Regions from separate parts of the Homo sapiens genome. Here region 2 is linked to region 1. Evidence: chromatin loops called from intact Hi-C (ENCODE). Cell type or tissue: MCF 10A. All regions are shown on one strand. Each heading gives the region's core, and the rest is flanking DNA. Links, peaks and the distances in the headings are about the cores only. Region 1 has its middle 89 kb from the start of FA2H. Region 2 overlaps PSMD7 (proteasome 26S subunit, non-ATPase 7).

What was found. A loop is a pair of places that touch in the nucleus more often than their neighbours do. Peaks named below come from ENCODE experiments on the same cell type or tissue, not always from the same donor. Only the 100,000 strongest peaks of a DNase experiment are listed, where the experiment ranks them.
Region 2: it touches region 1 in a loop (9-fold over the local background); 3 of 110 quality-filtered maps call a loop at or near these places.

The regions. Positions count from the first base shown.
Region 1 is chr16:74,857,161-74,869,724 of GRCh38, forward strand. No RefSeq gene overlaps it. Among named protein-coding and RNA genes, the nearest start is that of FA2H, 89 kb to the left of the region's middle. RefSeq lists an enhancer at 5,818-5,957 and a silencer at 9,051-9,345. In MCF 10A, for the core only: a CTCF peak has its summit at 5,781 (motif pointing left); a DNase peak (open chromatin) is centred at 5,751.
Region 2 is chr16:74,303,120-74,315,683 of GRCh38, forward strand. PSMD7 (proteasome 26S subunit, non-ATPase 7) reads left to right here. Exons shown (of 7, transcript NM_002811.5): 6 at 1,184-1,275; 7 at 2,170-3,169. The coding sequence ends at 2,614. PCHILR (prostate cancer associated HIP1 interacting lncRNA) reads left to right here and starts at 10,218. Exons shown (of 2, transcript NR_186416.1): 1 at 10,218-10,241; 2 at 12,027-12,521. It also overlaps the pseudogene RPL21P118. In MCF 10A, for the core only: a CTCF peak has its summit at 6,859 (motif pointing right); a DNase peak (open chromatin) is centred at 6,872.

The DNA.
Region 1 (12,564 bases), core at 2,077-10,076:
GTTGCGGTGAGCTGAGATCGTGCCATTGCACTCCAGTCTGGGCAACAAGAGGGAAACTCCGTGTCAAAAAAAACAAAAACAAAAACAAAACAAAACAAAACTTCAAAGCATATTAGAAATTTAGAAATACATTCTTCGAATGTATTGAGATAAGACTATTACCCGCACTTTACAGAGGAGGAAATTGAAGCACAGTGCCAAACACACCACCAAGACAAGATGCAAATCCACATTGTCTGGCCACAGGGTCCAGGCTCTTAATTACTACCCACTGACTCACCAATGCGATCCTTTGTCTTAACTTGCATTTCCCTGATTACTGGTGAGAATGGGCATCTTTTTTTATTGATTGGCTATTGGACTTCTGTTCAAGACCTCGATTTGGAGAGGTGTATAAAGGGGGACCCATGAGGAACAGGTTCAGGGTGGGACAGCAAGTTTTCAGAGTCAGAGCTGGCAGAGACCTGGTTGGGGGCCATCGCCTGCTCAGAGTCAGGGCTGGGTAGCATCGCTGGTATCAGCACCTAGAATCATCTCAGAATATAATTTAGGCAATTAGCCACCTTGGCTAGGGTGGCCAGATTTTGCAAATAAAAATACCAGATGTCCATTTAACTTTGAACTTCAGGTTAAGAACAAATAAGTATGTTCCAAATGACATCCAGATTTGCCTGAGGATCCTGTATTTTATCTGACAGTACCCACACTGGCTGCCTTAGCCTTCAAGCCTGGTTTTCCAGCCTCCCTGGAATTTCTGTGAATTACTAAGTAACTTTTTTTTTTTGAGATGGAGTCTTGCTCTGTCGCCCAGGCTGGAGTACAGTGGCATGATCTTGACTCACTGCAACCTCCACCTCCCAGGCTCAAGCGATTCTCCTGCCTCAGCCTCCCAAGTATCTGGGATTACAGGCACGCACCACCACACCTGGCTAATTTATTTTTATTTATTTTTAGTAGAGTCGGGGTTTCTCTGCGTTGGCCAGGCGGGTCTTGAACTCCTGACCTCAAGTAATCCGCCCACCTCAGCTTCCCAAAGTGCTGGGATTACAGGCACCAGCCACCGTGCCCGGTTCAGTATCTCTTTCATAAATCTCTTTCCTGCTTAACATAGCTGTAGTGGAGATTGTTGTGTGCCACTAAAACCCCTTATACTGTGTCTCTATCAGTGTGGAAAAATAAATGAAAGATCTAGAAGGCTGAGTGTTTTAAGAAAAATGGGACGGAACACAATTTTATATACATATATATTTTATTATATATTAGTTTTCTTATATATATATTAGTGGTATATTTTATTTTAGATTCAGGGCTACACGTACAGGTTTGCTATTTAGGTAAACTCGTGACTTGTGGGTTTAGTGTACATATTATTTTGTCACCCAGGTACTAAGCGTGGTACCCAATAGCTGGGTTTTATTTTCCTGAACTTCTCCCTCCTCCCACCCTCCACCCTCAAATAAGCCCATGTCCGTGGTTCCCCTCTCTCTGTCCATGGAGAACGCAATTCTCTAAGGAAGAGAAAATAGTGCAATATGCTTAACATGCGAAGTGCCTGCCTGGAGAATTCTACTTAATGTGGTTATGAAACAAATCATAACACCTGCTTGCTTCATGTACTTACATTACGTGCCTGAACCCCGTAGGCTTTGGAGTTTGCGACACCTGGAATAGTTCTGCATTTTTATTTTACGGATGAGTAACTGGAGATTGACAGAGGTTCTGTAACTTCTCTCAGTCACACAGCAAAGCTGGAGTGAGAACAAAGGTCTCCAGATTCACAGATGCTATTCCCACTGCTCCAAATTCCTGATCCAGAAAATTCATTCCCGTAAGTTTTGTGCGTACAAAAATGTATCACAAAAGAGCAGGAATCATGTCTAATTAACAAGTGTGCCCCCATAAAGGGTAGCATAATTGCCCGAAACTGAATAGATACTCCTTAAATGGTTGGATGGAAAAGTAGAATCAGGCCTTTTGAAAAATAGTCAGTGATTTAAATATTAATTTATTGAGTACCGTGAAATTTTTGCCAACCCAAAGTTGACCTTTGAATGATAGAACATAATCAGGCAGGTAAAAGGAAAGGTGGTCAGCTTCTTTCATAAGGATCTTAAAATTTTTATTTTATTTTTTGGAGATAGGGTCTCACTCTATTGCCCAGGCAGTTCAGTGGTGTGATCATGGCTCACTGCAACCTTGACCTCCTGGGCTCAAGTGATCCTCCCACCTTAGCCTCCTGAGTAGCTGGGACCACAGGTGTACACCACCATGCCCAGCTGTATTTTTTTTTTTTTCTTAGAGACACGGTCTCCCTATGTTACCCAGGCTGATCTCAAGCTCCAGGGTCAAGCAATCCTCTCACCTCAGCCTTCCAAAGCGCTGGTATCACAGGCATGAGCCACTGTGCCCGGGTTTCATAAGGATCTTTACAGCTCATTGGTGCACCCTCTTAACCAATGCAAGAATTCCCTCTACGACAGCTTTGACAGATGTTCGCAAGAGAACTCTTCCAGTGAGGGGGAGCTCACTACCTCATTACTGGACAATTTTAAGTCTCCTCTAGTGTAATCTAGATACCCTCAACTCCCCCGTCCTGCTGAAGTCATCTTTATCTTTAAGAACTAAGGAAGGTAGATTGTGGGTGGCCTCCTCCAGTGTTCCCCGTATTGAGCAGTCCGTCCAGGCAGCCACTTGCCTGCCACCACTGCGTACAGTTCAGTGTCCATGTTCATCGTCTTCTCTCCGGGGACCCTTCATCCACCATGAACTCCAGTCCTCTTCTGTCACTTCCCCCGCCAAACACCACTGACAAGGTCACTGTGTCTGGCAGATTTTTCTGAAGGGCTAATGGTCGTCGAGGGTAATTATGGCACCAAACAGGAAATAATTTCAAACTTAATGAGAAAATAGCCATTCCCCACCTTGGCAAATTTTTCACTCCGTGAGTCCTGGACTTTCCCCAGCCCTCCTCACGTTTCTTCCTTCCTTCCACAGCTCCCTGGGGAAAGCAAAAACTCTTCCTACCTTACAAGGCAGTAGAATTGGACTTTATTTTTTGTATCTTCCTCCTCTGACTGTAGCCAGAGGCAGCTCACCTTGCACAGCCAAAGAGGCTCATTAAGGTTATTTCCCTAAACAGAAATACTCTCAGGTGAGTTATGTTATAGCCATTATATGTGAAAGTCAGTACTATCGATTGATTCAAGTTATTTTTTTCTGCTACACTTAAACTGAGCTGAAATCTATATCCTTGTAATTTGATTCCATTAATCCTACTTTTGATTTCTGGAACTACAGAATAAATCTAATTTACTTTTAGCCATTAAAAGTCAGCTTTTCAGGCCAGACTTGGTGGTTCATGCCTGCAATTACGGCAGTTTGGGAGGCCAAGGTGGGAGGATTGCTTGAGGCCAGGAGTTTGAGAGCAGCCTGGGCAACAAAGCGAGACCCTCTCTCTACAAAAAAATTTAAAAATTAGCCAGGCATGGTGGCACATGCCTGTAGACCTAGCTACTTGGGAGGATCACTTGAGCCCAGTTTAAGGCTACAGTGAGCTGTGATTGCACCACTGCACTCCAGCCTGGGCAACAAAGTGAGATCCTGTCTCTTAAAAAAAAAAAAAGTCAGTTTTTCATATCTTCTCTATATCTTCCCTTTACCAGGTTAAAATTTTCCAATTTTGCAGTAATTCTTTTTTTTTTTTTTTTTTTTGAGACGGAGTCTTGCTCTGTCGCCCAGGTTGGAGTGCAATGGCGCCATCTTGGCTCACTGCAACTTCCGCCTCACAGGTTCAAGTGATTCTCCTGCCTTAGCCTCCAGAGTAGCTGGGATTACAGGCGCCTGCCACCAAGCCCAGCTAATTTTTGTATGTTTTAGTAGAGATGGAGTTTCTCCACGTTAGCCAGGCTGGTCTCGAACTCCTGACCTCAGGTGATCCACCCGCCTCGGCCTCCCAAAGTGCTGGGATTACAGGCGTGAGCCACCACACCCGGCCAGTAATTCTTCATTGTATATAGTTTTCAAATTTGTTACCACCTTGCCCATCCTTTGAACTCTGTCCCTCTAACAATGTCCTAGAATTGAACGCAATGATTCACCAGTGGGTTAATAAAGTAGAATAAATGGGGCTATTTTTCTCTCTCCATTCAGTGAACTATGAGATTTCATTGACCTTTTTGATCATAAATGCACATTGTTGCTTCATACCAAGCAGTTCGCTAAAACCTCTGGGTCTTTTTCATGGGAACGCCCTCATCCTGCACTTCTACAGTTACTTCCAACCAACTGGAGACTTTGCATCCATCCTTCATAAAACCTTTTTTTTTTTTTTGAGACAGAGTCTCGCTCTGTCGCCCAGGCTGGAGTGCAGTGGTGCAATCTTGGCTCACTGCAACCTCTGCCTCCTGGGTTCAGACGATTCTCCCGCCTGAGCCTCCCGAGTAGCTGAAATTACAGGCATGCATCACCATGCCCAGCAAATTTTTGTATTTTTAGTAGAGACTGGGTTTCACCATGTTGGCCAGGCTGGTCTCGAACTTCTGACCTCAGGTGATCTGCCCACCTCGGCCTCCCAAAGTGCTAGGATTACATGCATGAGCCACCGCACCCACCCCCTTTGTAAAACTTGTCTTTTCAGCCTGGATCTACGACCATCATTTGTTGAGATTTTTTTCATCTGGATTCGATGCAATTATCCAGCACATGAATTACCTATCTTATCTCAGCTCTCTGGCTTTGACCCATCTGAAATAGAAGGATAAACACAGTCTGTGAACTGTCCCCACCATGGTAGCTACACATTCTTGCCGTTAAAGCAACGTGATAGAGCAAAAGAAGTCAGGCTCACCTATAGGAGAGCTGGGTTCCAATCCTAGCTTTGTTGTTCTTCCTGCGAACTGCGGCAAAAGTCTCTGAGCTTTATTCTCACAGAACTGTCAAATGAGCTGTGTCTCTGATGGGGCTGGTTTGAAGGTCAACGGTGAAATACACAGAAAGACATGAACCTGGTTTCAGCTCATTGTTTTTATTTTTTTTATCTTTTATTCCTTACTTCAGTTCCACCTTTGAACTCCAATGCTGGACTCTATGTTGTTGGAGTCCCCCTACCACCTTACTGACCAAGCTCCTGGATTTGATGTGACCACATCCATCTTCCTTATTTATATGTGCACTGTAACTATGTTTCTCATTTTAAAATGTAATTTCAGGCCGGGCACAGTGGCTCACGCCTGTAATCCCAGCACTTTGGGAGGCCGAGGCGGGCAGATCACCTGAGGTCGGGAGTTCAAGACCAGCCTGACCAACATGGAGAAACCCAGTCTCTAGTAAAAATACAAAAAAATTAGCTGAGCATGGTGGTGTGTGCCTGTAATCCCAGCTACTCTGGAGGCTGAGGCAGGAGAATTGCTTGAACCCGGGAGGTGGAGGTTGCGGTGAGCCGAGATTGCGCCATTGCACTCCAGCCTGGGCAACAAGAGTGAAACTCTGGTCAAAAAAAAAAAAAACAAAAAGGTAATTTCATGTTAATGTCAGAGCTCTGATTTCAGCAATAATGTGTAAGACACATTCATGACCAACAAGGTGAGAGGCAGGATTTCAAACGGCTTTTCTGATGTTACGTCTGCTCAATCATTGCATCAACAAATCCAGAATGAATTATAAGTGAGCTGATCTTTCATTTCACAACTAGAGAAGTGAGTGTAGACTAGACTGAATTAACCCTTAACCTTATCTACATTTCAGATGGTGACGCGCTCACCTGCACTAGGTCTCTGCTGCCACCTAGTGTTAATAATTTCTCAGCTTTAAAGATGTCAATGTTCAGGAAGAGACCAATGTTCTAAAAATTACACCTTCAGCTCTAAAAATTACACTCCGAGCTCTTGCAGCCGTCTCTTACGGGATTTCCAACTCTTTCAAAGCTTTTTGTGGGAAAAACAAGAAAGAGCGTATCCTCTATTTATACTGCACAAGCAACCAGAAGCTTGGGCCAGTTAATGCTGAAAGAACTTTCAATCCGGAAGCACCCAAGGGGGAGAGAAAATGCTCTCCCGAATGGCAATTCAGGCCTATGACAGCAAAGAGCTGAGTTCAGTGAGAAAAGAGCTGCTATTTCTATTCCATTGTTTTTTTCATCCTTTATATTTTATCTTGGATTCACGTAGCAAAATAAAGTCAGTAGTTAGAGATTGTGTTGTAATTTATGTTGCTGTCAGAGAAAAAATATTTATGATAGAAGAGGAGCTTGGTCCTCATGTCTTTCTTTGTTTTTTTTTTGAGACAGAGTCCCGCTCTGTCACCCAGGCTGCAGTGCAGTGGCTCAATCTCGGCTCAGTGCAACTTCTGCCTCCCAGGTTCAAGTGATTCTCCTGCCTCAGCCTCCTGAGTACCTGGGATTTCAGGCACGCACCACCATGCTCGGCTAATTTTTTTGTATTTTTAGTAGAGATGGGGTTTTGCCATGTTAGCCAGGCAGTCTCAAACTCCTGACCTCAGGCGATCCACCCACCTCGGCCTCCCAAAGTGCTGGGATTACAGGCGTGAGCCACCGCGCCCGGCTGTGGCTGCGGTTTTCTTACGTTTTCCAGTTAGCCCACTGCGAAGACAGCTTATCCATGGGCCTTCCCATATGCTAATAGGCATTCTCCCTGATGGCATTCTCCCTGACGGCAGCAGTGGGATTTTCTGATATCTGGTTTGGGAAGACATAACCAGTCCCCTGAGATGAGTTGTGTATTTCCAAAGTGATGGCGAACACCATGGTTGTCCGCTATTCCTGAAAGTTCTATTGCTTTTCAACCACAAGTGTAACTGGAAAATAATTACCACTACCATAAGGGAAATATATAAAAAGAACTCAGAACACAAACTAGATGATACGGCTTGGCTCTGTGTCCCCACCCAAATCTCATCTTGAATTGTTAATCCCCATAATCCCCACGTGTGGAGAGTGGGACCTGGTGGGAGGTGAATGGATTGTGGAGGTAGTTTCCCCCACGCTGTTCTCGTGATAGTGAGTTCTCATGAGATCTCATGGTTTTGTGTTTGACAGTTCCTCCTACGCACACACTCTCTCACCTGCCACCACATAAGATGTCCCTGCTTCTCCTTCCACCATGATTGTAAGTTTCCTGAGGCCTCCCCAGCCATGCAGAACTGTGAGTCAATTGAACCTCTTTCCTTTATAAATTACCCAATCTCACGCGGTTCCTTGCAGCAGGGTGAAAACAGACTAATACGCTTTATGCTCATTATTTAACATCAGAAGTCCCTTCTAGTAGTGGCAAACCAGGCCTGAACTCAGTCCCACTGAGTCTACCAGCTAAATATCTGATTCTTTCCCCTTCTCTCCGTTGCTACTCCTTATCAAAAAGAGTTTCACTCACGACTGTTACTCCCTTTACTCAAAGGAAACACAAAAATTTTTACCATGACCCACACAACGAGCTCCTAGTTTCTTTGCTTGTCAGGCAAGGGAGCACACACCATGCATGGCTCTGCCAGAAGACACAGCAGCTGGGGTGTTGGTGTGTGTGTCAGAGGGTGAGTGTGCTAATTAAGGATCAATTCCTGCTCTCTAGGTGGGACGGAATGAGTCTATAAGCCCCTGTGCAATTCGTTAAAACAAGTCCCACTGGCCAGGTGTGTGGCTCACACCTGTAATGCCAGCCCTTTGGGAGGCCCAGCTGGACACTTGAGGTCAGGAGCTCAAGACCAGCCTGGCTAACACAGTGAAACCCCATCTCTACTAAAAACACAAAACAGTAAAACCCCATCTCTACTAAAAATACAAAAATTAGCTGGGCATGGTGGCAGGCACCTGTAATCCCAGCTACTCAGGAGCTGAGGCAGGAGAATCACTTGAACCCGGGAGGCAGAAGCTGCAGTAAGCTCTGATTGCGCCACTGCACTCCAGCCTGGGCGACAGAGTGAGACTCTGTCTCAAAAAAAAAAAAAAAAAAGAAACGGTCTTCAGTTACGTCCAGAGAGGGTCTAGCATAGCTAAGCTGATGTTCAAAATTCAGAGTTGTTCATAGTTGTTTATCAGACCCAACTGTGGTGAATCACAGTATCCAGCTTTTTTTTTTTTTTTTTTTTTTTGAGACAGAGTCTTGCTCTGTTGCCCAGGCTAGAGTGCAGCGGCGCGATCTCGGCTGACTGCAACCTCCGCCTCCCAGTTTCAAGCGATTCTCCTGCCTAAGCCTCCCGAGTAGCTGGGATTACAGGCGCCTGCCACTGTGCCTGGCTAATTTTTGTATTTTTAGTAGAGATAGGGTTTCACCATCTCGGCCAGGCTGGTCTGGAACTCCTGACCTCGTGATCCACCCACCTCGGCCTCCCAAAGTGCTGGGATTACAGGCGTGAGCCACCATGCCTCGCCCACAGTATCCAGCTTTTAAAAAATAATTACACTTTTTATTTTGAGAGAATTGTAGATTCACATACAGTTTTAAGAAATAATACAGACAGCCAGGCACAGTGGCTCACACCTGTAATCCCAGCACTTTGGGAGGCCGAGGCAGGCGGATCACCTGAGGTTGGGAGTTTGAGACTAGCCTGACCAACACGGAGAAACCCCATCTCTACTAAAAATACAAAATTAGCTGGGCATGGCGGCGCATGCCTGTAATCCTAGCTACTGGGGAGGCTGAGGTAGAAGAATCGCTTGAACCCAGGAGGCGGAGGTTGTGGTGAGCCGAGATCTCACCATTGCACTCCAGCCTGGGCAGCAAAAACGAAACTGTCTAAAAAAAAAGAAGGGAAGGGAAGGGAAAGGAAGGGAAGGGAAGGAAAGGGGCGGGGAGGCGAGGGGAGGGGAGGGGAGGGGAGGGGAGGGGAGGGGAGGGGAGGGGAGGGAGAAACGAAGAAAGGAAGCAAGCATGCAGGGAGGGAGGGAGGGAGGGGGTGGGTGGGCAGGCAGGCAGACACTCTGTGTACGCTTTGCCCAGTTTCCCCCAATGGTAACATCTTGCAAGACTACAGTACAGTGTCACATTCAGGATATTGACATTCAGACAATCCACCCATCTTCCTCAGATTTCCCCGGTTTTACTTGCACTCCATTGTGGGTATTTAGTTCTGTGCAATTTATCACGTGTAGGTATGGACTCACCATCACGATCAACATATGAAAAGGTCCCATCCCCACAAGGGTCCTTTGTGCTGCCCTTTTATAGCCACACCTCCCAACCTCCTGCCCCTGCCGACCGCTGACCGCCCAACTCTTCTCCAGCCGTAACCACCCAACGGGTTCATTTGCCTACTGCCCAGACAGAGCCCATTTATCAAGACAGGGGAACTGTAATAGAGAAAGAATTTAATTGGCACAGAGCTGGTTGAACAGCAGACTGAGGTTTTATTACTTAAATCAGTCTCTCCAAAATCTCAGAGCCTAGGGTTTTTCAAGGATAGTTTGGCAGGCCAAGGTGCTGCTGATTAGTTGGGGGTGCAATCCTAGGGGTGTGGAACATGGTCCTTGTGCATGCTGAGTCTGCTTCTGGGTGGGGTCACAGGACTGGTTGGCTGGTAGGAACGGACCCATCAATAGTCAGAAATGCAAAAACCTGAAAAGATGGCCAGGCCTGGTGGCTCACGCCTGTAATCCCAGCACTTTGGGAGGCTGAGGCAGGCGGATCACTTGGTCAGGAGTTGGAAACCAGCCTGGCCAATTTTTGTATGTTTAGTCTCTATTAAAAATACAAAAATTAGGCTGGGTGCAGTGGCTCATGACTGTAATCCCAGCACTTCGGGAGGCCAAGGCGGGTGGATCAAGAGTTCAGGAGTTCGAGACCAACCTGACCAACATGGTGAAACCCCGTCTCTACTAAAAATACAAAATTAGCTGGGCGTGGCAGCATGTGCCTGTAATCCCAGCTACTGGGGAGGCTGAGGCAGGAGAATCGCTTGAACCCGGTAGGCAGAGGTTGCAGTGAGCCAAGATCGTGCCACTGCACTCCAGCCTGGGCGACAGAGTGAACCATCTCAAAAAAAAAAAAAAAAAAGAAAAAGAGTCATGTGGAAGGTAACCTTCTGGGGTTGGCTTTTTTTCACTCAGCGTAATTCGCTTGAGAGTCATCTAGATTGCTATGTGTATCTGATGATATAGGAGTGAAGAAGAAATTACTAAGGCAGATAGTGAGGGTATGGGAGTCCTCAGTAAGGTTTCCTTTTTAATGAAAAGCAGCTCCCAAATCATTTTGTTTTCTAATAAAGAGCAGCCTGTAGAATCGAGCTGCAGACATAGATAAGCAAACTAGAAGCTTGCACAGGTGAATGCCGGCAGCTGTGCCAATAAAAAAAAGCTACCTGGGACTAGGCATATTCAACATGGCGGCTCCATCTTCCCTTCTCTTTGCCAAACCACGCATACAGTAAGGAAGAGACAGCATGGCGCCAGCCAGGCAAAGACCCCATCTCCATAATAAGATTACGGTGGGGTGCCCAGCTTCCTCTTGTGCTAAACGTCACACCTGGTCCACCCTATCCGTGGGCGCTACGTAAATCAGACACTGCCTCCTCAATCCTGTCTATAAAATCTGCTGCACTCAGCCTCGGGCCAGAATTCCCACTCAGGTGCCCCTCTCTCTCGCAGGAGAGAGAGCTATTCTCTCTTCTCCTTCTTTCGCCTATTGAACCTCCGCTCTTAACCTCACCCCATGTGTGTCCGTGTCCTTGATTTCCTTGGCATGAGGCAATGACATGCCAAGACACGCCCGGGACCACAACACCGCTTCATTTCTGGGGTTCATTCCCTTTTATTGCTGAGTAGCATTCCGCAGGACAGAGGCTAGAGTCTGTTTAACCATTCGCCTACTGAAGGACACGTAAGAGAATTTCAGTTTGGGGCTATTAAAATCTGCCGTTTTAGTCTTTGTTTTCTGTTTATTTCCTGTGTTTCTTGTTCTTCTGTTTCTTTTGTCTTGCCTTCCTGTGGGTAGAAAGACTTGCCCTCACATATAAGCTCCTATGCTTTTTTTTCTTTTTGAATACATATTTTTAAAATACAGAGATAGGATCTCACTATGTTGCCCAGACTGGTCTGGAACTCCTGGGCTAAAGTGATCTGCCCACCTCGGCCTCCCAAGTGCTGGGATTACAGGCGTGAGCCACCGTGCCCAGCCTCCTGTGCTTTTGCTTAACTCTAGCTGCTTTCTCTCCCTGGGAAGCAGCGCTGAGGCTCCCTATACCTTCTTCATAAGGAGATGGCTTTCACCTCGTTTTGGCTTGTGTCTGTGTTTTTCTGATTTGTGAAAATAAAAATAAGCCCTACTTATGGAAATCATATGGAATCAAGGCAGACAGAACAAAATAGTAACAATATTTAAAGTGCTTCTATAATTAGAAAAAACAATCAAGATATAAAAATCTTTTCTTAAAAATGTGTGGGTCAGATAGACCTGAGTGTGAGTTGAGACACTGCTTTCCTTTTCTGGGTGTGCTACTGTGATTTAAAAAGAAACGTATATCCGGTCTCTGCCCTGGTTCCTGACATAGAACTCCTCAACCCTGTCATTTCCTGAGCAATAGGGCTGCTATTTAGTCTTTGATCCGGGTTCCTAACACAGCTCCTACGACCTTTGTAATTTCCTGAGTGATGAGTGTCTGACACAAAGCTACTAAATCCCTTGGAATTTTGTGAGAGGAACAGCTTTTGTTCTAATGAGTGGGCTCTTCGTGGGCTCCCGGACAGCCTCAGGATGGGGGCTGGTTGCCAGGGGAACCAACCCTGTGTGACTGTCCAATGTATCTCTTCATCTGGCTGCCCACCTGTATCCTTTGTAAGACCCTTTATAATACATAAGTAGCGAGGTGCAGTGGCGTGCAGTGGCTCATGCCTGTAATCCCAGCACTTTGGGAAGCTGAGGCAGGAGGACTGCTTGAGCCCACGAGTTCAAGACCAGCCTGGGCAACATAGACTCCATTTCAATTAAAAAAAAAAAAAAAAAAAAAAAAAGGAAAGAAATTCGGCACGTCTCCTAGTGAAACCTGAGTAGGATGTCATTGGAACCCCCAGTTTAGAGCCGGTAGGTCAGAAGGCACAGGTCACACAACCTAGGACTTGAGACTGGCATCTGAAGTGGGGGGCAGCGTTGTGGGGGTGAGCCCTCAGCCTGTGGGATCTGACACCATCTCCAGGTAGATGGCGTTACAACCTGGGACTTGAGACTGGCATCTGAAGTGGGGGGCAGCACAGGCTCCACTAAAAAACTCTACACAGCACCCCCAATGCCATGCTGTCTTGTCCTTGGCACGGTCCTTCCCTGTGCCCTCCCGCTCTTCCTCATTGAAAACACCCTTCATATGAACTCAGCCAAACCCCTGTCCTCTGTGCAGTCTTGGCCCTTGGTGGAGTTCCTTCTTTCCTCGGAGGCCAACAGCACATTTTGGTGTAAGCACTTACATGTTTAAGTTTCCTACTAGACTCCGCCTCCAGCAGGCCAGAGACCACATTCTGTATGGTTCATCTTTGCCCAAGTGTCTATTCTCATGTCCAGTACTTGATGAATTGTATCAGACCTTCTCAGACTTGAGGAAGAAATACTAAATTAGTGATATTGTGGCGAC
Region 2 (12,564 bases), core at 2,189-10,188, 550 kb before region 1:
TATGGGTCATGTTACAAGGTGAAGCTCAAGAAGAATTAGTGCCTGTAAAGGTTACCAAGAAATCCCACAACACTGTTAAAGGTTCTGACCATCCTGGCATCCAAAGCAAAGAGGAGAATGCCCCTTGCAGGATTAACACTATCCTAAATAAAATAATCACGGCTAACTTTTATAGTACTTAGTGTGAGTTGAGTGACTTTCCCAAGGTCTTGGAGCTCGCCTATTACATACATGGCAGAGCCAAATTTGAACCCAGGTAGCCTGGCTGTGGAGCCTGTACTCTTACCACTATGCTGTCCTTCCTCCCTTACAGACAGTTTACAGCCTTTTGACAGGAGACGTACAGCCTCTTCTGGCACAAGGTCTGAGAAAAGTATCTTCGAAGTCCCTTCAGGATGTCACTGGGTGACCACCATGAACCATGTCCCCAATGGATCCTTTGATTAATTCAGACCACCAGAAAGCCAACTATTCTGATTGCATTGGTTTGGGCACTGTGGAATCGTTTGATCCAAGAGACAAAAAAGGGCTAAAAGTTTTATTTTCTGGCATGAACTTGCTTCAGTACAGATATTCTGTATATTGTCCATTCTAGAAAGAACTATATACTTTTTTTTTTTTTAAGACAATCTCACTCTGTTGCTCAGGTTGGAGTGCAGTGGCGTGATCTCGACTCACTGCACCCTCCACCTCCCAGGTTCAAGTGATTCTCGTTCCTCAGCCTCCAGAGTAGCTGGGATTACAGGCGCCCGCCACCACACCTGGCTAGTTTTTGTATTTTTAGTAGAGAGGGGTTTTCGCCATGTTGCCCAGGCTGGTCTCGAATTCTTGGCGTACCAAAGTGCTGAGATTACAGGTCCGTGCCTGGCCAAAGCGGTATACTTTTAAGAATCAACCTGAGACCTCCCTGTGCGTTCATGCCAAGTGTGGGCTTGAGGGAATTTCCAGATTTTTCTCAACGCACAGTGCCCCAGCAGACTGCATCACTGAGCAGCACCACAGTGATGTTAGCTTTGAAGGCTAAGCTTTCAAAGTAAGCCTTACCCACCCTTGCCATAGAAAATTCTCAGTCATGCACTCATTAAATGAGCTGACTTAAAGCAAAAGACTCAGGGTGCGAAAAGGAACACATGTCAGTTCGTTTGTGGAAAATAAATAATTATAGTTAGGCTTCCTCTCCCAGGATGGAACTCCAACCTCGAAAACATTTGAACACGTGACCAGTGAAATTGGAGCAGAGGAAGCTGAGGAAGTTGGAGTTGAACACTTGTTACGGTGAGACCCTAGTACAGCATCAAAATCATTCACTGCCCGAGAGGTCACACAGTGTAAGGAAGAGGTCTGTGTCGGGAATATGGAGACCTGGGGTCTCGTCCTGGCCGTCCACTAACAAGTCTGCCATTCTGAGCAAATCACAGTCCCTTTCCAGACCTTTGTTTTATTGTCTGTAAATTGAAGTGTTTGAACTACATCAACTGTAAAATGTCTTGAGTTACAATTTATGACTTTGTGGATAGCATACCTTGTCTGGAAACTATAATGTTGACTGACGGGAAGAGAGGTATGAAATAAATGCAGGCCTGCACTCTCCACTAGGTGTCCTTCTCAACAAATGTAGCCCATTTTCTGGAGAGAATCTTCATCTTGGAGTAGCTTTTGTTTTAAAATCCTATATCTATTATAATCCTTATTTGAAAAAGGTTATAGTTTTATCAGTCAATGAGGTTCCTTCTAGTTCTAAAAATTACCATCTTAGTTAAGCTTCTCAATATTCTGGAGATGCATGTAGAGAAAATGCCATCCTTTTAGGAACAGGAAAGCTGAGAGAGACAGCTTCAGTACAAGGTTACCCAGAAAGTTATTGGTAGATCTGAACTGTTGACCTAAGCAATTTTTTTTTCCTTAAGTGGAAATGGTTTTATTTTAGCTCCCTTTTATAATTGTTTTTTGAAAAATGTCCTGTGATGAGAAAGATAAAATGTGTTCCAAATGATAACGAAATTAAGGTAATTGATAACGAAATCTTTATCAAATGGGGAAGTGACATTTTTCTTTTAAAAACTTGCCTCACCCAACAAAGCTAGGAATTTTCTTAGAATGTAAGAACTTGCCTGATAACATGGTACCCTGATGCCTTTTCCTGCCCTTTTTAACTGTGGGTTATTACAGAGATATCAAAGACACGACGGTGGGCACTCTGTCCCAGCGGATCACAAACCAGGTCCATGGTTTGAAGGGACTGAACTCCAAGCTTCTGGATATCAGGAGCTACCTGGAAAAAGTCGCCACAGGCAAGCTGCCCATCAACCACCAGATCATCTACCAGCTGCAGGACGTCTTCAACCTGCTGCCAGATGTCAGCCTGCAGGAGTTCGTCAAGGCCTTTTACCTGAAGACCAATGACCAGATGGTGGTAGTGTACTTGGCCTCGCTGATCCGTTCCGTGGTCGCCCTGCACAACCTCATCAACAACAAGATTGCCAACCGGGATGCAGAGAAGAAAGAAGGGCAGGAGAAAGAAGAGAGCAAAAAGGATAGGAAAGAGGACAAGGAGAAAGATAAAGATAAGGAAAAGAGTGATGTAAAGAAAGAGGAGAAAAAGGAGAAAAAGTAAAACATGTATTAAATAGCTTTTTTAATTTGTAAATTAAAATCTTACAAACTAAATCAGTGTGCTGCTAGAGGGTTCTTTTTCACTTGACATGCTTATTAGAAAGCTGACCCAACAAGAGCTCTCTGCCTCCGGTCACTCTTGCTGTGGTGCTACGTGGAAGTGAATGGAGACTGATCTCAAATCTGAACTGCAGCTTTCGCTGCTGTGAGTTGGGGATATGATAGTCAGCTCAGGCTTCAGATTGTATGAGAAAAATGAAGAGAAGTCAACAAATATTTTGGTACTCTTCATTCATTTATCTCTAAAACCAGGAGTTGAATTTTCCTCATCTTGAAAGACTCTTGGGGTCTGTTTCTGGTATTTTACAAAATTGCTAAGTGGAATGCATGAATTGCATTATGTTCTCTGGTAACACGTAGAGTTCAGACCCTTCTGAACTCTGTTGATAATACCACACCATGTTCTGGACCCATAGCTCTGGCATCCTCAGGGGTTGTGATCCAGCTCCATATATTGTTTACCTTCAAAGATACAATTAAATGGCTTGATTTTTAAGCTGTGTTCTAGTCGTTTTTGACTTCGGGAGTAGTGATCTGTAGTTTCCAGAAGCAGCCAAGACAGTCTTCGATTGGAGCTGCCTTAAGTTCTCTTGCACTTGGTATCATTTATGAAAGAGCATCTCATTCCCCTAAATGGAAACAGGCAGTCTGCTGTAGTGAGGAGAGTTCTCTGAGCCCAGAAGACCCGGGTTCCAGTTTGTACCTCAGATCCCTCATTTATGAGGTGGTAGGTTGCAGTCCGTCATCTCTGAAGTCCCCAGAACAGTGTTTCAAAAGGGACACATTTACCACACTGCAGCAAGTTGTAAGTACCTCAGACCACAGGCCAAACAGGCATGTTACTAAGAATGGAACAATGTTTCCCCCAAGATAAGTGCACAGGACTCCTAGAGGAACAAATTAAATAAGGCACTAAATCATTTGACATACAGTAGTCACGGATATTAAATTTCCTCTCTTGAACAGATAGAACCTCTCAAATGCACTACGTGGATTATTCATCTTCAAAGATATAAGAATACAATAAAATAGCACAAAAACTCAGTTGCATCTCAGAAACCACTTCATGAGGTTATAATGCCTTAAAGTAATCAGAAGCATCGATTTTTATTCCATAGACCTGCCAAAGAGCTAGTTAGTGGGAATTTGGGAATAGGTAGAGCTTGAGTATCCCTTATCTGAAATGCTTGGAACCAGAAGTATTAAAAGATTTAGGAAATTTTTTTTTTTAATATTTGCATTATGCTTAACGGCTGAGCATGCCTAATAGGAAATGTTCCAATGAGCATTTCCTTTCAATACCATGTAAGTGCTCAAAAAGTTTCAGATTTTGGAGCATTTCAAATTTTTGGATTAGGGGCACTCAACCTGTAGTAAAATGTAAAATGGCTCTTATTCAGCATAAATAGAGGCATGCCCCCATCAGGGGTCATTTCAGAGTTCATCAAGATTCTGAGATAAAAAAGCATGGTACAGTGAAAACAACAAAATTGACTTTCCTGTTTCAGAAGCCAAAAGTCAGACGGTTTGTATCTAATTGAATAAAAGAAACTTGAAGTACGTAAGTTAAAACTTGAGGTGTATCCCAAACCATGGGAGCGTTGAAGAAGCTTTTGAGATCTGGGTGCCATGTTTGGAACACACTGATGTGACAGGTTGCCTGGACCACAAACCCTGGCTAGGAAATGGGCAAGAGCAAGACCCAGGCATCGGGGGAGAGCCAGGTGCCATGGTGCTGAGGCTCTAAGCAAGGGAACGCAACGTCATCCTAAGGAACGGGTCCTGTATGTAAGGCTCAGGGGCCAGTGCACACCTGAATTGACACCGCACAGGATTCAGGTCTGCCTTTAAGAACATAATGCAGGGTTGGGGGCAGTGGCTGGTGCTTGTAGTCCCAACACTGGGAGGCTGAGGCAGGAGGATCACTTGAGGCCAGGAGTAAGAGACCAGCCTGAACAACATAGTAAGAGCCATCTACAAAAAATTCTAAAATTGCCTGGGTGTGGTGGGATGTGCCTTAGTCCTAGCTACTGAAGAGGCTGAGGTAGGACACTGGAGCCCAGGAGCTCAAGGTTACAGTGAGCTGTGATCACATGCCACTGCACTCCAGCCTAGGCAACAGAGCAAAATCCTGTCTCTTTAAAAAACAAAAAGTATCATTTGGATTTAAAAGACTTTCCCAGGGTCCAGTGAACTAGCACAATGCCACAGACTTGTAAGTTGGTCATAGTTTGATGAACTGAAATGTTTATTGAGCATCTAAGAACATAGGAATCCCCAGGCCTTATTATTTTTAATAGTTTGGCCCACATACGGACAAAACTGACTTCTACCTTCCTAACAGAAATCTTCCATTTCTACTTATGAAGAAAATAGCTTATAGCCTGTGGAGTCACTTAGGCATATTTTCTAAGGCCAAATTGCTGCCATCATGTAGAAGAGGGGGAGCCCAGTAGTGCTACCGATGAAGTCTTGCTCATACAAATAGCGGCTGACTTGACTGCAAAACCCAGGGCCCACCCCTAAAATAAAGCCTTACATTTGTGTATTCTGGCATTCTGGAGATGAGACTTCTAAACGGCTTTTGCTGGCTTTGGAAACACTAAAAAAGTATTCTGGAAAAAGTGTGATCCTCAGCCTGGATCTCATCTTCCTAGCTGCAACATTAGCTTCCCTTCGATTTCACCACAGCTTCAGAATGACTGCCTAATGGATTTCAGGCTGCTCCTGTGACACCTTACAGAGGATGCTGTTCACTCCTGAATTACGGTTTTCTGTTTGAAAACACGAAATATGCGAGTTATAGACTGGGGATAAATGTGGAGAGGGTCCTGAAGTCAAGGAGAAGATTTTACCAAAACTAGAGCACTTCAATGGAGAAGTAGGCGGAGTGTGGTGGCTCATGCCTGTAATCCTAGCACTTTGGGAGGTCGAGGCTGGTGGATTACTTGAGGTCAGGAGTTCAAGACCAGCCTGGCCAACATGGTAAAACCCCATCTCTACTAAAAATACAAAAATTAGCTGGGCGTGGTGGTGTGCACCTGTAATCCCAGCTACCTGGGAGGTTGAGGCAGGAGAATCGCTTGAACTGGGGATGTGGAAGTTGCAGTGAGCCGAGATTGTGCCACTGCACTCCAGCCTGGGCAACAGAGCGAGACTCTGTCTCAAAAAAAAAAAAAAAAAAAATTGCCAGAAGCAGATGAAAGACAACCACAGGTTTAAATGAAAACAAGCTGAAACAATGCAAACTTTTTATACTAGATATTCGACTTAAAAATATCTCAATGAAGGGTTAGTTTTCTCAAAAAAAAATGAAAAAGAAAACAGGAAATAGCCCTCAACTTATGGAAAAGAATGAAATCTCCCATTCACTGGGTAGTTATGCAAAGGCTTTTTCTTCTACCATTTTCCATTAAGCAGAATAAAACTTGAGAATGAGTTAGGATTGTTTGTTAGACTATAACATGCTAACAAAACCACTTTCATCTGCCCTGTCTGGGAAAATGCGGTGGATACAGGACATGTGGGAAGGCAGAGAAACATTTGATTTATATGGCCCACAAGAGAAAATGTTTACAACTTCCCTAAGCAAATGTACTGCAAATTATTACACATAATACCTGTGTACATTCCTATGCCATTCAACTCTTGGCATTACCGATTTTTGCCTGGTAGCAGTGCAAAATTGAGATCTTTTTTTAAAAACTAAAGCCTGTTTTTTGGCCAGGCACAGTGGCTCACACCTGTAATTGGGAGGCCGAGGCGGGCGGATCACACGGTTAGGAGTTCGAGACCAGCCTGGCCAATATGGAGAAACACCATCTCTACTAAAAATACAACAATTAGCTGGGCATGGTGATGGGAGCCTGTAATCCCAGCTACTCGGGAGGCTGAGGCAGGAGAATTGCTTGAACCCGGGAGGCGGAGGTTGCACTGAGCTGGAGATCGTGCCACTGCACTCCAGCCTGGGTAACAGAGCAAGACTCCATCTCAAAAAAAAAAAAGTAAAGGCTGTTTTTATTGGGGGAATAATTAAGAATTGACTCAGTATAGACATGGAAGTGAGGAAAGAAAATATGTGAAAAGAAAGGAAGAAGAAATTATGGAAGTCGTGTTTCTAGGGCCCAAATCAAGAGAAATCTTTTGCTAATCATTGCTCTTTGGAGCCAACCTGTTCTTCGACACTAGATGGCGTCATTCACTCACCTCAGCTCATCTCTTGGCAAGAGAAAAATTTGATTCCCAGTTGGGCATAGATTTGGGAATCTCCCCCAATTACTTCCTGCCATTTCTGCTTTCAGCTGAAGCCACCCAGGCAAAATTTTGAAGGAACTTGAAGAGGCTATGGGTGCAAAAAGACTGGGTTAAGCATCCACACCTCCACCCTTACTGTCCTCTTGCACACTGCTGCTGGGGGATGAATACATTAATACAAGCAGATAGTATGTGCTTCGATTTCCCTTACTGCTGGTATTACTCTTCTAATTTTTTTTTTTTCCTCGAGACTGGGTCTTGCTCTGTCTCTCACACTGGAGTGCAGCGATGCGATCACAGCTCACTGCAGCCTCAACGTCCTGGGCTCAAGCGATCCTCCTGCCTCAGCCTCCTGAGTAGCTGAGAGGGCAGGCACGAGCCACCACGCCCAGGTAATTTTTAACTTTTTTATAGAGACAGGTCTCACCTTGTTGCCCAGGCTGGTCTTGAACTCCTGGGCTCAAGCAATCCTCCTGCCTCGGCCTTCCAAAGTGCTGGGATTACAGGCATGAGCCACCGTGTGCAGCCTAATTACTTTAAGGACCATGGTCAGTGGTGTTCTGGTAAACATGTAACAATCAGTTCTCCAAAAAAGGGATGAGGAGCATTGATTTGTAAGCCTTTCCCAATTTCACTGGTATAAATACTTCCACGGTGCCTGGTTTCAAGCCAACAACCTGAGTTGGAAGGAGAGGCGCAGGAGCACAGTGCTACATAGTATTTCCACCTTACAGATAAGATAGACAAAAATAACCTGAGGAGCACACCTGATAGTAAAATGTAGTAAAGAAATTAGGGCCGGGTGCGATGGCTCACACCTGGCCTTGGGAGGCCAAGGCGGGCAGATCACCTAAGGTCAGGAGTTTGAGACCAGCCTGGCCAACATGGGGAAACTCTATCTCTACTAAAAATACAAAAAATTAGCCGGGCGAGGTGGTGGGCGCCTGTAATCCCAGCTACTTCGGAGGCTGAGGCAGGAGAATTGCTTGAACCCAGGAGGCAGAGGGTGCAGTGAGCCGAGATCATGCCACTGCACTCCAGCCTGGGCAACAGAGCAGGACTCCATGTCAAAAAAAAAAGAAAAAGAAAAAGAAAAGAAATTAGAATGCAATGTGTTGAGAGTTTTAAAAATCTTTTCTTAATGTAATCTATTTAATTGTAAGTTTATCCAATTTAATTTTTTTTTTTTTTTTTGAGATGGAGTCTCACTGTGTTGCCCAGGCTGGAGTGCAGTGGCGCGATCTCAGCTCACTGCAGGCTCCACCCCCTGGGGTTCACGCCATTCTCCTGCCTCAGCCTCCCGAGTAGCTGGGACTACAGGTGCCTGCCACCTCGCCCGGCTAATTTTTTGTATTTTTAGTAGAGATGGGGTTTCACCGTGTTAGCCAGGATGGTCTCGATCTCCTGACCTCGTGATCCGCCAGCCTCGGCCCCCCAAAGTGCTGGGATTACAGGCGTGAGCCACCGCGCCCGGCCCAATTTAATTTTTAACAATGGTTTTGTTTAGCCTCCAGCTCACAAAATTTCTGAAAATTTAACAATTGGCTTTTGCAAACCTGTGCAACCTGGCTCCAAGCCCACCCATTCCAGTCCTATTTAAATGATCACTGCCTTCATGACTGTTACTTAATCCCCAGTTGTTTTCATTTTGTACCTGTTTCTGTTTTTCTCAAGAAAACTTACCAAGACTTGGGTTCATTTAAAGTAGCCCTCTTCACACAGTGGCAGATAGTTGTAGGTGACAAATCTTTGTCAAATGCTTGGGACTTTTCCGGAAGGGGGTGGTGCTGATTGGTTGGTTGACTGATTTGTTCTCACTTACTAGGACCTCAGCTGGCCGTTCTCTAGCAGTTATTCAAAACATAGAACCAATGACAGAAGAATTCACTATGATGCTTGTTAAAAATTCATGTTTCTGGCCAGGTGTGGTGGTTCACGCCTGTAATCCCAGCTCTCTGGGAGGCCAAGGCGGGCAGATCACTTGAGGCCAGGAGTTCAAAACCAGCCTGGCCAACACAGTGAAAGCCAGTATCTACCAAAAAGTACAAACTTTTGCCGGGTGTGGTGGTGCACACCTGTAGTCCCAGCTACTCGGGAGGCTGAGGCCAGGAGAATCTACTGAACCCGGGAGGCAGAGGTTGCAGTGAGCTGAGATTGTACCACTGCACTCCAGCCTGGGCGACAGAGACCCTGTCTCAAAAAAATAATAAAAATTCAGGTTTCTGGGCCCAACCCCAGACCTACTGTGTTACAATCTCTGGGGATCTGTGTTTTTAAGATGGTCTCCATATGGTTCCTGCCCACATGAAAGTTAGAGAACATTTATTTTGATGTAGAACAATCAATTTTTTTTTTAACAGTCCAGGGGTCTGGTTTGTTTTTTGTGCCATTTTAAAATCATTTATTTATTTATTTTTCGTAGAGATGAGTCTCCCTATGTTGCCCAGGCTGGTCTTGAACTCCTGGGCTCAAGCGATCCTCCTGCTTTGGCCTCCCAAAATGCTGGGATTACAGGTGTGAGCCACCACGCTCGGCCTTTTTTTTTTTTTTTAATACCTATGAAGCCATTAATTCAAGAGGATTGGGTTCCAGCAGCTTGGGTTCGTTTTCCCTGTTCTCACAAATTGTGCTTCTCTGGCTGGAGCAGGCTGGCACTTCAGTTGAACCCAGGTACTCTCTGGCTTCCTTCTCTTTTTTTTTTTTTCTGAGATGGAGTCTCCCTCCGTCGCCCAAGCTGGAGTGCAGTGGTGCAGTCTTGGCTCACTGCAACCTTCGCCTCCCAGGTTCTAGAGATTCTCCTGCCTTAGCCTCCCAAGTAGCTGGGACTACAGGCACGCGCCACCATGCCCGGCTAAGTTTTATATTTTTAGTAGAGACGGGGTTTCACCATGTGGGCCAGGCTGGTCTCAAACTCCTGACCTCAGGTGATCTGCCCGCCTCAGCCTCCCAAAGTGCTGGGATTACAGGCGTGAGCCACCGTGCCTGGCCGTTTCCTTCTCTTTTGATCATTTTCCCTCACGTGTTTCTGAAGGCCTTCCCAGCTCTTGGAGTGCTTGGTATGCTCCATACACACACATGAATTCTCTTGGCAAGAATCATGCTGTTGTTTGTTTCCAACCATGCCAACAGCATACTAGATACATGTAGTCTCTTCCTCTTTTGCCTTGGTAACATCTGTGGGGCATTCCTTTTGCCTTGGTAACATCCGTGGGGCATCTCTTGACGTCTATAACATCTCCTTTCTTGTAGGTTCGTGTGGATGTGGCCAGAGGAACAACTCCATGTGTTCTAAAAGGCCTGAGAATATACAGCAGGTACCTCTCCTCTTTCCCCATGTTCATCATTGTGGTGACGGCAGTTCTAGTTGAAAGGACTCTCTTGGTAGATTTTGGTGCAGACAAATCTGTTAACATTTTTTCCTTATGGCCAGTACTTTCTGGATCATATTTAAGAAGTCTTTTCCCAGCTCAAAACCCCAAATATATTCTCATCATAGTGTCTTCCTTCTCTGCAGCTCTCGTGCTAAAGTCTGATCAGTGTTAACATCATTTGAGTCATCTTTTAATCAAAATAACCAGCTAGGATCCTTGGTTCATGTAGAGCCCCTATCTTCTTCATTTTCTTTGTTTTCATTTTTTTTTTTTTTTTAGACCGAGTCTTGCTCTGTCACCCAGGCTGGAGTGCAGTGGCGTGATCTCGGCTCACTAAAACCTTTGCCTCCTAGGTTCAAGCGATTCTCCTGCCTCAGCCTCTCGAGTAGCTGGGATTATAGGTGCCTGCCACCATGCCCAGCTAATTTTTGTATTTTTAGTAGAGACAAGGTTTCACCATGTTAGCCAGGCTGGTCTCAAACTCCTGACTTCAAGTGATCTGCCTGCCTCGGCCTCCCAAAGTGCTGAGATTACAGGTGTCAGCCCCCGTGTCTGGCCTCTTCCTCATTTTCTTTTTTTTTTTCTTTTTTTTTGAGACGGAGTCTCGCTCTGTCACCCAGACTGGAGTGCAATGGCATGATCTTGGCTCACTGCAACCTCCGCCTCCCAGGTTCAAGTGATTCTCCCACCTCAGCCTCCTGAGTAGCTAGGATTATAGGCGTGTGCCACCACACCTGGCTAATTTTTGTATTTTTAGTAGAGATGGGGTTTCACCATGTTGGTCAGGCTGGTCTCAAACTCCTGACCTTGTCATCTGCCCGCCTCGGCCTCCCAAAGTGCTGAGATTACAGGCGTGAGCTACTGCACCTGGCCTCTCTTCCTCATTTTCAATCCTGACTCCATCCCACCTTTTACCCCTCAGCATATAAACCCTCAGCTCCCTCCCATATTACACATGCACATCTGCACTCTGCAGCCCCCGGTATAGCCTTCCTCCATCCTTCTTTTCCCAGTTAACCTTCAGCAAATGGCTAATCTATGTCTGTTGCCTTCCTTGTCTTCCAACTGTTTCCTTAATCATCTGCAATCTGGCTTTTGCCCCCCCACCATTCCACTAAAGTCGCTCTCACTAAAGTCACCAATGGCTTCTTTGCCCATCCAGTTGGCCCTTCTGAGCCCTTATGTATTAGTCCGTTTTCACACTGCTGATAAAGACACACCCAAGACTGGGTAATTTATAAAGAAAAAGAGGATTAATGGACTCACAGTTTAAGTGCCTGGGGAGGCCTCACAATCATGGCAGAAGGCAGAAGGCAGAAGGCACGTCTTACATGGCGGAAGACAAGAGAGAACTTGTGCTTGGGAACTCTTCTTTATAAAACCATCAGATCTGGTGAAACTTATTCACTATTATGAGAACAGCATGGAAAAGACTCACCCCCATGATTCAATTGCCTCCCACTGGGTCCCTCCAGTGACATGTAGGAATTGCAGGAGCTACAGTTCAAGATGAGATTTGGATGGGGACACAACGAAACCATATTACCTTACCTCCCTGACTTGATCCCTGGCACTTCTATCATGGTACTCTTAACTGCTTCTTGGACCCTCCTGAGCTCCTTTGGCTCCATTTTCTCTAGACACTCATTTGACTCAACTGATATCTTAAAGAATCCCACATCGTTATCTGATGCCTCTGATTCCAATACTCATTCCTCTTTCTTCCAGACCCTGGCTGGTCACGCCACTACACGCCATCAGAACACAGGAGCCATACTGGCCGCCCTGCTCAGCCTCAGCCTCTGCATTCAGCCACCTGGTCCTGTGGGTCCTACCACGTGGACGCTCTCTGACACCTGCCCTTCTGCATTCCTGCTGCCCCTGCCTATGTGCAAACATTCATCTCTTTTCTGTTTTATTGCTACAGTTGCCCAACAGCTCTTTCTACCTACGTTCTCACCTTCCCCCTCCTCCCTATTCTACTCCATTGCCAGAGTTACATGGCTGGAGAAAGAACCTCAAATGTAGAGTGGCATGAATCTCACTCCTCAGTTCATGACTGCCATCATCATCATCACCATCATCAAACGTGTCCTTTGATTTTTTTTACCTGATTTCCTCTATCATTCTAACCACCCTTCCTTCCCACACACATAAGCTATAGCCACTTCAATGTGTTTAATAAATGTCCTTAGATATGGATGGATCCGCGAAGAACATGCAGCATAATGTCCTTGAACTCCTGACCTCAGGTGATCCGCCCACC